Linked DNA regions of Homo sapiens: region 1 is linked to region 2. A link is a contact called in ENCODE Hi-C or POLR2A ChIA-PET data. All regions are on one chromosome and are shown on one strand. The core of a region is the stretch at or near the end of the contact, and the rest is flanking DNA. Distances in the headings are between cores, read along the strand shown.

Evidence for each region. A loop is a pair of places that touch in the nucleus more often than their neighbours do. ChIA-PET counts read pairs that join two places held with the same protein, here RNA polymerase II (POLR2A). Pooled maps may share reads with other maps.
Region 1: a pooled map shows a loop between it and region 2 (2.3-fold over the local background). The contact joins the promoter of FHIP1A-DT here to the promoter of PRSS48 in region 2. A Hi-C loop is called at or near these places in 1 of 168 maps with a recorded cell type or tissue (endothelial cell of umbilical vein) and 2 of 50 pooled maps. POLR2A ChIA-PET finds 5 or more read pairs at or near these places in 5 of 52 experiments (A549, H1, WTC11 and 1 more).

Annotation. Positions count from the first base shown.
Region 1 is chr4:151,406,030-151,411,309 of GRCh38, reverse strand. It overlaps FHIP1A-DT (FHIP1A divergent transcript), which reads left to right and starts at 2,418. Exons shown (of 3, transcript NR_183963.1): 1 at 2,418-4,127. It overlaps FHIP1A (FHF complex subunit HOOK interacting protein 1A), which reads right to left and starts at 2,134. Exons shown (of 14, transcript NM_001109977.3): 1 at 1,845-2,134. RefSeq lists silencers at 2,175-2,344, 2,465-2,937 and enhancers at 2,164-2,863, 2,864-3,563, 3,395-3,704.
Region 2 is chr4:151,275,574-151,280,212 of GRCh38, reverse strand. It overlaps PRSS48 (serine protease 48), which reads right to left and starts at 3,052. Exons shown (of 5, transcript NM_183375.5): 1 at 2,989-3,052; 2 at 255-417. The coding sequence starts at 3,040. The region is part of intron 1 of SH3D19 (SH3 domain containing 19); the gene reads left to right.

The sequences.
Region 1 (5,280 bases), core at 1,169-3,668, 130 kb before region 2:
TTCTCATTTTACCTCCATATCTCTACATAATATATTTGTACATCTGCTTCTTGTTTGCAGTCATTATCTATCAAGTTCCTATTAAAGAAAGAACTTAGCAGAGAAAGTATTTTGAACCAATCTTGGGAGGCAGAGTACAGAACTGTCCAGCAATGCATCACTCTGACTATGTAAAAATAAAACACTCCTTTTATTTCTAGTCTTCAAGTCCTCCATTAAAAGTCCTACACAATGTCTTTATATGAGAGCCAAGAAAAAAGGTAGCTGGGCAGTTGGACCTAAATTTTTAGACCACTCTCAATCACTCTCTGAATCCACTTCAGTGATGTCCAGTTTCTCTGCCCCTTTCCAGCCACCCTACACAGTTTAATCCTGTTCCTTGTCCTACAGGACAAATGATAAATAGGACCCCAAACTTAATTTATTTCAAGACAGGCATGGACATAATTCTTATGAGCTCTGCGGAAAGGGATTAACTGGAACTAAAAAGATATCAACCTTTAATTATGCGAAAAGTTACCTAAAGCCAACAAGTATACTGTATTAAAGAGTAAATTTATGGACTAAATATCCTGCTCAATTTCGGTCCAAAGAAGACCTTTGAAGTTCTCCAAACGTGGACTTCAGCTGTGGTTCACTACATGTGGACAGCTTCGGGGACAGCATCCTGCCTAGTGCCAGGTGTACAAGTGAACTTGAGGTCAGGCAGGTGACCCTGACAAGCAGGCATAATACATTAAGGAGAGGAAATCTTCCCTCTCATTAATCAACAGGATAAAGGTAATTAAGCAGGAATTATTTTTCAATGACCTATATAATTTCATCAGGGCTGCTATGACTATTAGCAGGGAGCAGCTGACTTCCTAATGAGATGAATTTGATAGCACAGCCCTTCCAGAGAAGCCAAGGGAGCAAGCCCAATCTATAGGGAAGCAACAATTGTTAGGCATTGTTTACTCCTCCTCCTGAAAGCTGTCTCTCCTTCTCAACATTTGGCTCTTTCCCTTCAGGGGGGTTTCCCTGTCCCTGGATAGCTGGGGCTGCAGCATCTGCTGAATAGTGGAAGCTAGATCTGCTGTGAATGGGTGGGTCCAGGAGGCTGGGACACTAATTCACTAGACCTGCTCATGTGATTCCCAAAGTCCCAAGCCAACAAGGCTACCGCCGCCTGCACCAACACCTCGCTCTGACCAGGCCTGAAATAAGACACCAAGGTAGTTCTTCCCACTCCCTAGCAGAAGCGGAGTTAACAAGGGACCTTTGTTGAGCCAGAGGAAACACAAACACATACACACTATCAATAATAACCACGACTTGAACGCAGTTTCATCACAGAATTTACGAAATTGAGCAACAGCTACCTAACCAGTAAGTCCTTACACCAGGAAAGGGCTGCAAACCTCAGAGGGGCACCGCCTCTGTCTCCTGTGTAAGCAAGTTGATTTACAGGGGAAACCTGAACTCCACATCTCTTTGCCTTTTCCTGTGCCTCCCAGAGGACCCTGGGACCAAGGAATGGGATGGAGGGCCCTAATGACATATTCCTTCGTCAAAACAAGCTGGCTCTCTCTCTCCCAGGGTCAGTCACCGCGTTACGCCCCGTCCCGGAGCCCGAAACCCTAGAAGTCACCTCCTCCCCCCTGCGCCCCCGCCCGACGCAGCGACCTCGTTTGGAACATCCCCAGCCGGCCCCCAGCCCAATGCCTGCTCCCTCAGCCCAATGCCCGCACCCCCTGCCCAGTTGGCGGATGCAGAGAAGGGACATTTCGACTCTCCCTCCTCCTTCAACCCTCTAAAATAAAAGAATCCCTCAAGCGCAAATCTCCGGCCAGCACAGCACCTACCTGTCCCCGGCCGTGGCTCCTCCTCCCCGAGCAGTGGGGCTCGCTGGACAAGTGTCCTCAGATAGTCCAGAAAGTTTGCTCTGCGGTCCCGGGGACGCCTGCGCGGGACCCAGTGAGGAAAGCCGGGCTGGCTCCTCGCACCTCGGGCGGCCGCCGCTCGAAAGTCTTGGCCCAGGTCCTCCAGGCCCGGCTCAAACTCAGGAGTGCCCGGGAAGAATGTAGGTCGTGAGAAGGTCGGAGCGCAACTTTTCGAAGGTGCGTCAGCCGCGGGCTGAGGCGCGTGGGTCACTGCCTCCCCCCAGCCTCTCCCTAGTGAGCGCGGGGGGGGCGGGGGCGGGGGCGGGGGCCGGGGCGGGGCAGGGGCGGGGGTGGGGCCCAACCTGCCTGGAGGCCTCGGGGAGCGCGCCCCGGCCCCGCCCCCGCCGCCGCCGGCCCCGCCTCTGCCGCTGGGACACGCCGCCGCCAGGTGCGCCGGGGACTTAGGCAGTGCCGCGCCGCACGGCCCGCGCCGGTTTCCAAGGTGAAGGAGGAGGAGCCTCTGAGGGAAAGTTTCCACAGAAACTTGAGCTGGGCGCAGTGTAGCACTCGCGCCCTTGGGGGCTAGCGTTTGGCCGGAGCTACACACTCTTTACTCACGCACGCACACCGCCGTACACAGCACAATCGTTCACCGTCCCGCCAAAGGCTCGTCTCTCGGGTTCTGCCTAGTGGAAGGAGTCGGACAACGCCGCACGTCACGGGCGTTTCGGATTTCTTGCTTCCCAAAGGTTTGACGGCGGCCACCGGCGCCCCGGCCCAGCTCTGCTTTCCTTTGCTGACTCCTTCCTTTAGGTGTGAATTTTAAAATGCTGATACCGCCCCAAGAGAGCTGAGTCAAGTGAGGCAAACGTTCGCCTGTTGTTCTCCTGACAGACTCCCTGCAGTGGGCAGGGGAAATGTGGCCTTGGCCGACATTAATGAAGTGCCAGGATGGAGGGAGGGGGCCTGCTGATTTGTTCTGTTTTACTTTTTAAGGGTAACTAGAGCGTTACTGGAGTCGTCTGTGGGTTTGGGGAGTATGTGGCGCGTGTGTGTGTCACACATTTCACTGGCAACTCCCGCCAACCCCTTCCCAAGAAATGAAGGCTCTAATGTGGGCAGTTCTGCAACAAAGGTGAAACTTCCCCAAATCACGATTCCCCGCAAGATGAGAGAGCAGGTGCAGCATCCATTTTCCCACTATCACGCTTGAGATGGTGGCTTTGGGCACTGCCGGGTGCCCCGACATCCTTCCCAGAGCCCAGCCTTCCCACCCAGGCCCGGCCCTGCGCGGCCGCCTGCCTTTGCATCAGAGACCGCGGCTGTGCCATTGCCAAGGTGGGCAGCGCCGCCTCGCTTCCCCATTCCTCCGTCTCCCACGCCTCTTGCGTGTTTGAGTCGCGAAGTGATGGACTTTAAATCTCAGAGGAGGAATGAGAAACTTGGTTAGTGGCTCTCTTGGCATGTTCGTAGCCCTGTGGTTGAAGTGGCTGAAACCTGCGTTGAGCCTCAGTCCAAGCAGCTGGGGCCACACCAGTTTGCAAAAGCGGATGTGGCAGTTTCCACCGCAGCAGCAGCCTGCTGGCGCCTCATCAGATTCTCCTTTGGAGGAAGTATCTTCTTCCCTTCATTCTCGGTGAATGGCATCCAGAGATAACCAAAATCAGGTGTATCTAGTTTCAAGTTCTGTCTTGCAACCGTGATAATTGGAGGATGCAAACTTTACACTTTCTTCTCTAGCTGTCTACCACCACTGCTGCGCTTGTGGATGACTGCAGGAACACCGGGTACTTGCCACAAGTATCTCTCCAGATTCATCAGCCTTTCACCTGTGACAAGCTCAGTCAAGAAGTGGCTCCTAAGTAAAAGCTGGGGAAGAACAAGGAAGATAGAGCTCAGAGTAGAAAGCTGTGAAGTTCTGCACAACAGGTCCCCTTGGCCTGCTCTAACAGTTGGAAGGTGGGGGAAGCATTCATTTACTCAACAAATATATACTGAGTGCCTTTTGCATGCTAGGCACGCTTCTAGGGGTTGAGGACACAGCAGAGAGCACAAACAACAATTCCAGCCCTCGTGGAGCTTACCTCTTCCACGTGGGAAAGACAGATGGTAAATGTATAAGGACAATATATGGACTGCTGTATGATTAGAAATGCTATGGAGAGGCTAGGAGTGCTGTCTCATGCCTGTAATCCCGCAGTTTGGGAGGCCAAAGGAGGAGGATCACTTGAGGCCAGAAGTTGGAGACCCAACCTGGGCAACATAGTAAGACCCCCTATCTACAAAAAGTTTAAAAATTAGCCAGGCATGGTGGCGTGCACCTGTAGTCCTAGCTATCCAGGAGGCTGAGGTGGGAGGATCACTTGAGCCCACTGCATTCCAGCCTGGGTGACAGAGTGAGACCCTGTTTTGAAAGAAAGAAAGAAATGCTGTGGATAAAAATTAAGCAGAGAGGGTACATAGAAAGTATGAGGGGTGCTATGTTCGGAGAGGGGTGATGATCAAGGAAAGCTTCTGGAGGAGGTAACATTTGAGGAACGACTTGAGGGAGGTTAGGGATATCTGAGCAGACAACTTCCCAGGCAGAAAGCATAGCAAATGTAAAGGCCCTGAGGCAGGAGTATGCCTAAGTGTACTAGGAGCAATCCAGAAGGCACCATGAAAGAATGGAGAAGATGAAGTCAAAGAAGTGAAAGGTGGGGGTGATGCAGATCAGGTAAGGCTTTTACTCTGAGTGAGTTGGTTGGAGCCATTGGAGGATTTTGTGTAGAAAAGTGACACTTTCTGACATTGTAATTGGATCACTTTGACTGCTGGGTTAAGAATAAACAGTAGGGTGTAAGGGTAGAAGCACAGAGACTGGTTAAGAGGCTACTAAAATAATCTAGGGTCAGCCGGGTGCGGTGGCTCATGCCTGTAATTCCAGCACTTTGGGAGGCCAAGGTGGGTGGGTCACAAGGTCAGGAGATCAAGACCATCCTGGCCAACATGGTGAAACCCCGCCTCTACTAAAAATACAAAAAATTAGCCAGGTGTGGTGGCACGCACCTGTAGTCCCAGCTACTCAGGAGGCTAAGGCAGGAGAATCACTTGAACTCAGGAGGCGGAGGTTGCAGTGAGTAGAGGTTGCAGTGAGCCGAGATTGCACCACTGCACTCCAGCCTGGGCGACAGAGCGAGACTCCATCTCACAAAAAGATAATAATAATAATTGAGGGACAAGAAGATAGAGATGTGGACCAGAGAAATAGTGGTAGAGATGATAAGCTGATGGTTTCCTCACATTGGATGTGGGGTATAAAGGAAGGAGATGAGAAGGACTCTGAGGCTTTTGGCCTGGGCAGCATAAGGATGGAACTGCTATAACAAAGTTGGAGAAGACTTCAAAAGGAGGTTAGGGTAAAATCAAGGCAGGAAGG
Region 2 (4,639 bases), core at 1,803-4,302:
TCTCCTGACTGGTATTTAGAAGGTGATTTGGCAAAAAATAAGAAAAGTCTTTAATATAGTGCCTGTCTCCAACTTTCCTTTTTCTACTTCTATGCCCTGTCTCTAGTTGTTTCGGGTTTGATAGTCTGACATGACCTGGGTTTCCTTCCGCCCTGCCTATTTTACCACTTTCATTTGTCTTTTGGTTCATTCATGAAGTGATGCAAATATTCACTGAGAACCTGTCTGTGTGTTAGCTGCCAGCTAGAACTCACGGTTGTATGCAGTGTGCTGCTGTCAGTATCAACCTCTCACTGACGAGGGAACCTCCACAGATAAAGTTGTGGTCAAAGTGTAGGCTGACCTGCCAAGGCCAGCGCCCTGCAGCAGCATCCTGGCCACCTACAACGCGGCTGGAGTATACAGGTTGCCCACACACTAGAGAAAGAGAAGAAAGGGAAATGTGGAAACCTAGGAGTCCTGTTTCTCTGGTCCCCACCTTATCATCATTCCCAAACTCCCATCTATTCCTAGGACCTGAACCCTCCCTAGACACCATACTCCATCCTATTCTGGTTCCACACCCAGCAGTCTTGGGCTCAAAATGGAGACCACTCCCCTGATTGTAGCTCTTTCTTTTTGGGAAAAGAGTGTAAGCAAGAACCTAAGGAAGAAATAGGGTATCATTAACACATAGTAACACATCTAATATCTAGATTCACTGAACAGAGAACCTTCCTTTATATTTAAATTTTCCAGATTGGTGTTAAAGGCCAAAATTTTCAAATGCCTTCTACCTATTAGTGGGAATCTTCACAAACATACTTACCTGCCTTCTTTAGCAGCACACATGGAATATCATTTAACTTAAAATTTTTTTTTTAAACCAGGGATAGTGGCTCATGCCTGTAATCCTGGTGCTTTGGGAGGATGAGGTGGGAGAACTGCTTGAGGCCTGGGCAATATAGTGAAACCAGGTCTCTAAAAAAAAAATTGAAAAAGAAAAAGATTTCCACATTTCTCTTTCTCTTCTTTCTCTAGTGTGCTGGTGACCTGTATACTCAAGACGTGTTGTAGATGGCCAAGATGCTGCTGCAGGGTGCTGGCCTTGGCAGGTCAGCCTATACTTGGGCCACAGCTTTATCTGTGGATGTTCCCTGGTCAGTGAGAGGTGGATACTGACAACAGCACACTACATACAAGTGTGAGCTCTAGCTGGTAGCTAGCACACAGACAGGTTCTCAGTGAATATTTGCATGACTACATAAATGAACCAATAGACAAATGAAAGTGGTAAGATTGACTGGGCACAGTGACTCACGCCTATAACCCCAGCACTTTGGGAGGCTGAGGTGGGTGGATTGCTCAAGTCCAGGAGTTCAAAACCAGCCTGGGCAACATGGCCAAACACCGTCTCTACAAAAAATATAAAGAAATTAGCCTGACATGATGGTGCATGCCTGTAGTCCCAGCTACTTGGGAGGCTGAAGCAGGAGGATTGCTTGAGCCCGGGAGGTGGAGGATGCGGTGAGTTTAGATCATGCCACTGCACTCCAGCCTGGGCGAGAGAGTGAGACCCTGTCTGAAAAGAAAAGGAAAAAAATGTGGTGAGATAGGCAGGGCAGAAGGAAACCCTAGGTCACATGGGACTCTCAAACTAGGGATGACCAGAGATAAGGCACAGAAGTAGAAAAAGGAATGTTGGAGACAGGTGCTATATTAGAGACTTTTCTTACTTTTCACAAATCACTTCCTAAATACTAGTCAGGGTTTTTTTTTTCTTCTTTTGGGCCACAAACACAACAGGTGTGGTTCAACCACACCTGTAGTCCCAGCTACTAGGGAGGCTGAGTGGGAGGATTGCTTGAACCCAGGAGTCTGAGGTTGCAGTGGGCTATGATTGCACCACTGCACTCTAACCTGGGTGACAGAGTGAGACTCTGTCTCTTAAAAAAAAAATGCTCTATGAAGATTCAAATTTAGCTTTTACTTGATTCAAGGTCACCATCAGGAATATGAAGTATGTTAGTTTATAAATACAATGATGCCCTCAGATGCGGTTGAGGTTGCAAGCTGTTTACTTTTGTGCTATTTGGTTTAACTGAATTGGCATTTTGCAGTATTTGTGTATCTTTCTTCTTTGCTACCTGTTAAGTTTTTTGCTCTCTCAGCATACCCTTTCTGTTTTTTGGGGGGACGGGGTCTTACTCTGTCGCTAAGGCTGGAGTGCAGTGGCGCTATCTCGGCTTACTGCAACCTCCACTTTCCAGGCTCAAGCACTTCTCCTGCCTCAGTCTATTGAGTAGCTGGGACTACAGGTGCCCGCCACCACGCCCGGCTAATTTTTGTATTTTTTGTAGAGATGGGGTTTCACCATGTTGCCCAGGCTGGTCTTGAACTCCTGATCTCAGGTGATCTGCCCGCCTTGGCATCCCAAAGTGCTGGGATTACAGGCGTGAGCTGCTGTGCCTGGCCAGTATACCCTTCCTTTAAATCCCTGTGGACCAGAAAAATAAATGAACAAGCATATACCTGAAATCATAGAATAGTGTTTGCTCTTCCAGTTCCCTCTGCTTGAGATGCTCTTTTCCTGGATCCTCTTACTTAATTTAGTTATCCCCTTCAGTTCTGCTCAAATGACTCCTTCTTAGTGAGGCCTTCTTTAACTACCCTTCTAAAGATTGCAACACTCCTGCCCCTGTACTTCAGATGCCCCTTTCCTTTCATAGTACTTATTACCTTCTAACAAGCCTTATAATTTACACATTTAATATGTGCATTGATTATAAGTCCCACGAAGATAGGGATCTTGTGGGTGTGTGTGTGTACTGCTATTTCCAATCGGGAGCATTGGAATGGTGCTGGGTATATAGTAGCCTCTCAGGACCTTCTCAGGCTGTGCTACTCATAACTAACATCCCATGGGTGAAGTGTCACATTGTTCTATGTGATGCCCTCTTTAGTAAAAATCCTCTGCCTCTGCCTTCTCAACCCCACCCTGGCGCTCACCTGAGATCCCCAGCAGAAGGAGCAGCGTGAAGGCACAGCCAGCAGGGCCCATGTCTCTGTCCTCAGAGCCAGTGAGCGCTTCCTGCTTCCTGGACTCAGGCTCCCAGGAAGAGGCCAATGGGGAGCTGCCAGAACTAGCTTCTCCTAGATGGATTCCTCTGCTTCACCCCCTCCTCTCCTTTGGTCTTCACCCGCTGCCAGATCCTGAAGGGACCAGACTTCAGAAGTGCAGCTGCAGGACCCAGGGGAGGAACTGGGGTCTGTGGCGCCCCCTGCTGTCCTGGGAGAGCAGGGTTTCTGGGGTTTCTGCCTGTGGTGTTGAGGAGTGGCTGGTTGAGGGCACTGGAAGAAACAGGACCCTGTCTCTAGCAAGGAGATAGAAGGTGGACAGGATTCTCCAAAAGCAAGAAATGGAAAAGAGGAAATGAACCCAGTATCTGGTTAATTTTTCTGAGTTTTTTTGTTTGTTTGTTTTCATTTCTGTTACAGTGTTAGCTGCACTGCAAGTCAAGTTTCCTGGGAAACAGACTCTAAGACAGAGATTTGTGTGCAGGAAATTTATTTTAGAGTGGTCTCAGGATCAGCAGCTCTTGGGTGGGTAGTAGGATTGGTTAGAGGGAGAGTTGAACTGTGATGCGTTTGCAACAGAGGCCACAGCCTATCTCACAAGTTTCTCTGGAGCTGAGGTGGCCCTCAGAGACTTTCTGTACTGAGCTAAGAAGGATGCGTTCTTAGGGGTCTGCATCATTGGATGCAGGCCACCTCCTAGGAGGGGGCATTACCTTGGGTGAGGTGGCTCTGTTGGCAGTTCTTGGAATAAGACTTAGCTGTGAACTGTCAGCAGCCAACACTCCTAGCTGCTAAGGGAATGAATGCTTCAGTTCTAAAGGGGGGTCTGGATGGTACACCACAACATCTACCTCAGAAATCTTCACTCTGCCTTTTGTTTTCTGTGCCAATTGTTTGTAGGGTGCTAGGTCTGTGGAGGCAGAATTCAATGAACTATTAAAATGTTACTGCTCTCTTGCAACTTAAAATATTGGGATGCTTGAAAGAAACATATAAGCAGTTTAAAACTAATAGGCCAGGCACGGTGGCTCATGCCTGTAATCCCAGCACTTTGGGAGGCCGAGGCGGGTGGATCACCTGAGGTCAGGAGTTTGAGACCATCCTGGCCAACATGGTGAAATCCCGTCTCTACTAAAAATACAAAAATTAGCTGGGTGTAGTGGCGTGCACCTGTAGTCACAGCTACTCGGGAGGCTGAGGCAGGAGAATCGCTTGAACCCGGGAGGCGGAGGTTGCAGTGAGCCAAGATGGCGCCACTGCACTCCAGCCTGGGCGACAGAGCGAGACTCCGTCTAAAAAAAAAAAAATAATAATAATAATAATAATAATAGAAGTGGCTGGGCGTGGTAGCTTACGCCTATTATCCCAGCACTTTGAAAGGCTGAACGGGGAGGATCCCTTGAGACCAGGAGTTTGAGATCAGCCTGGGCAATACAGTGAGACCCTATATCTACAAAAATTTAAAAATTAGCCTGGTGTAGTGATGTGCACCTGAAGTCCCCAGCTACTCGGGAGGCTGAGGCAGGAGGATCACTTGAAGTCAGTAGTTCAAGGCTACATGAGCTATGACTGTACCACTGTG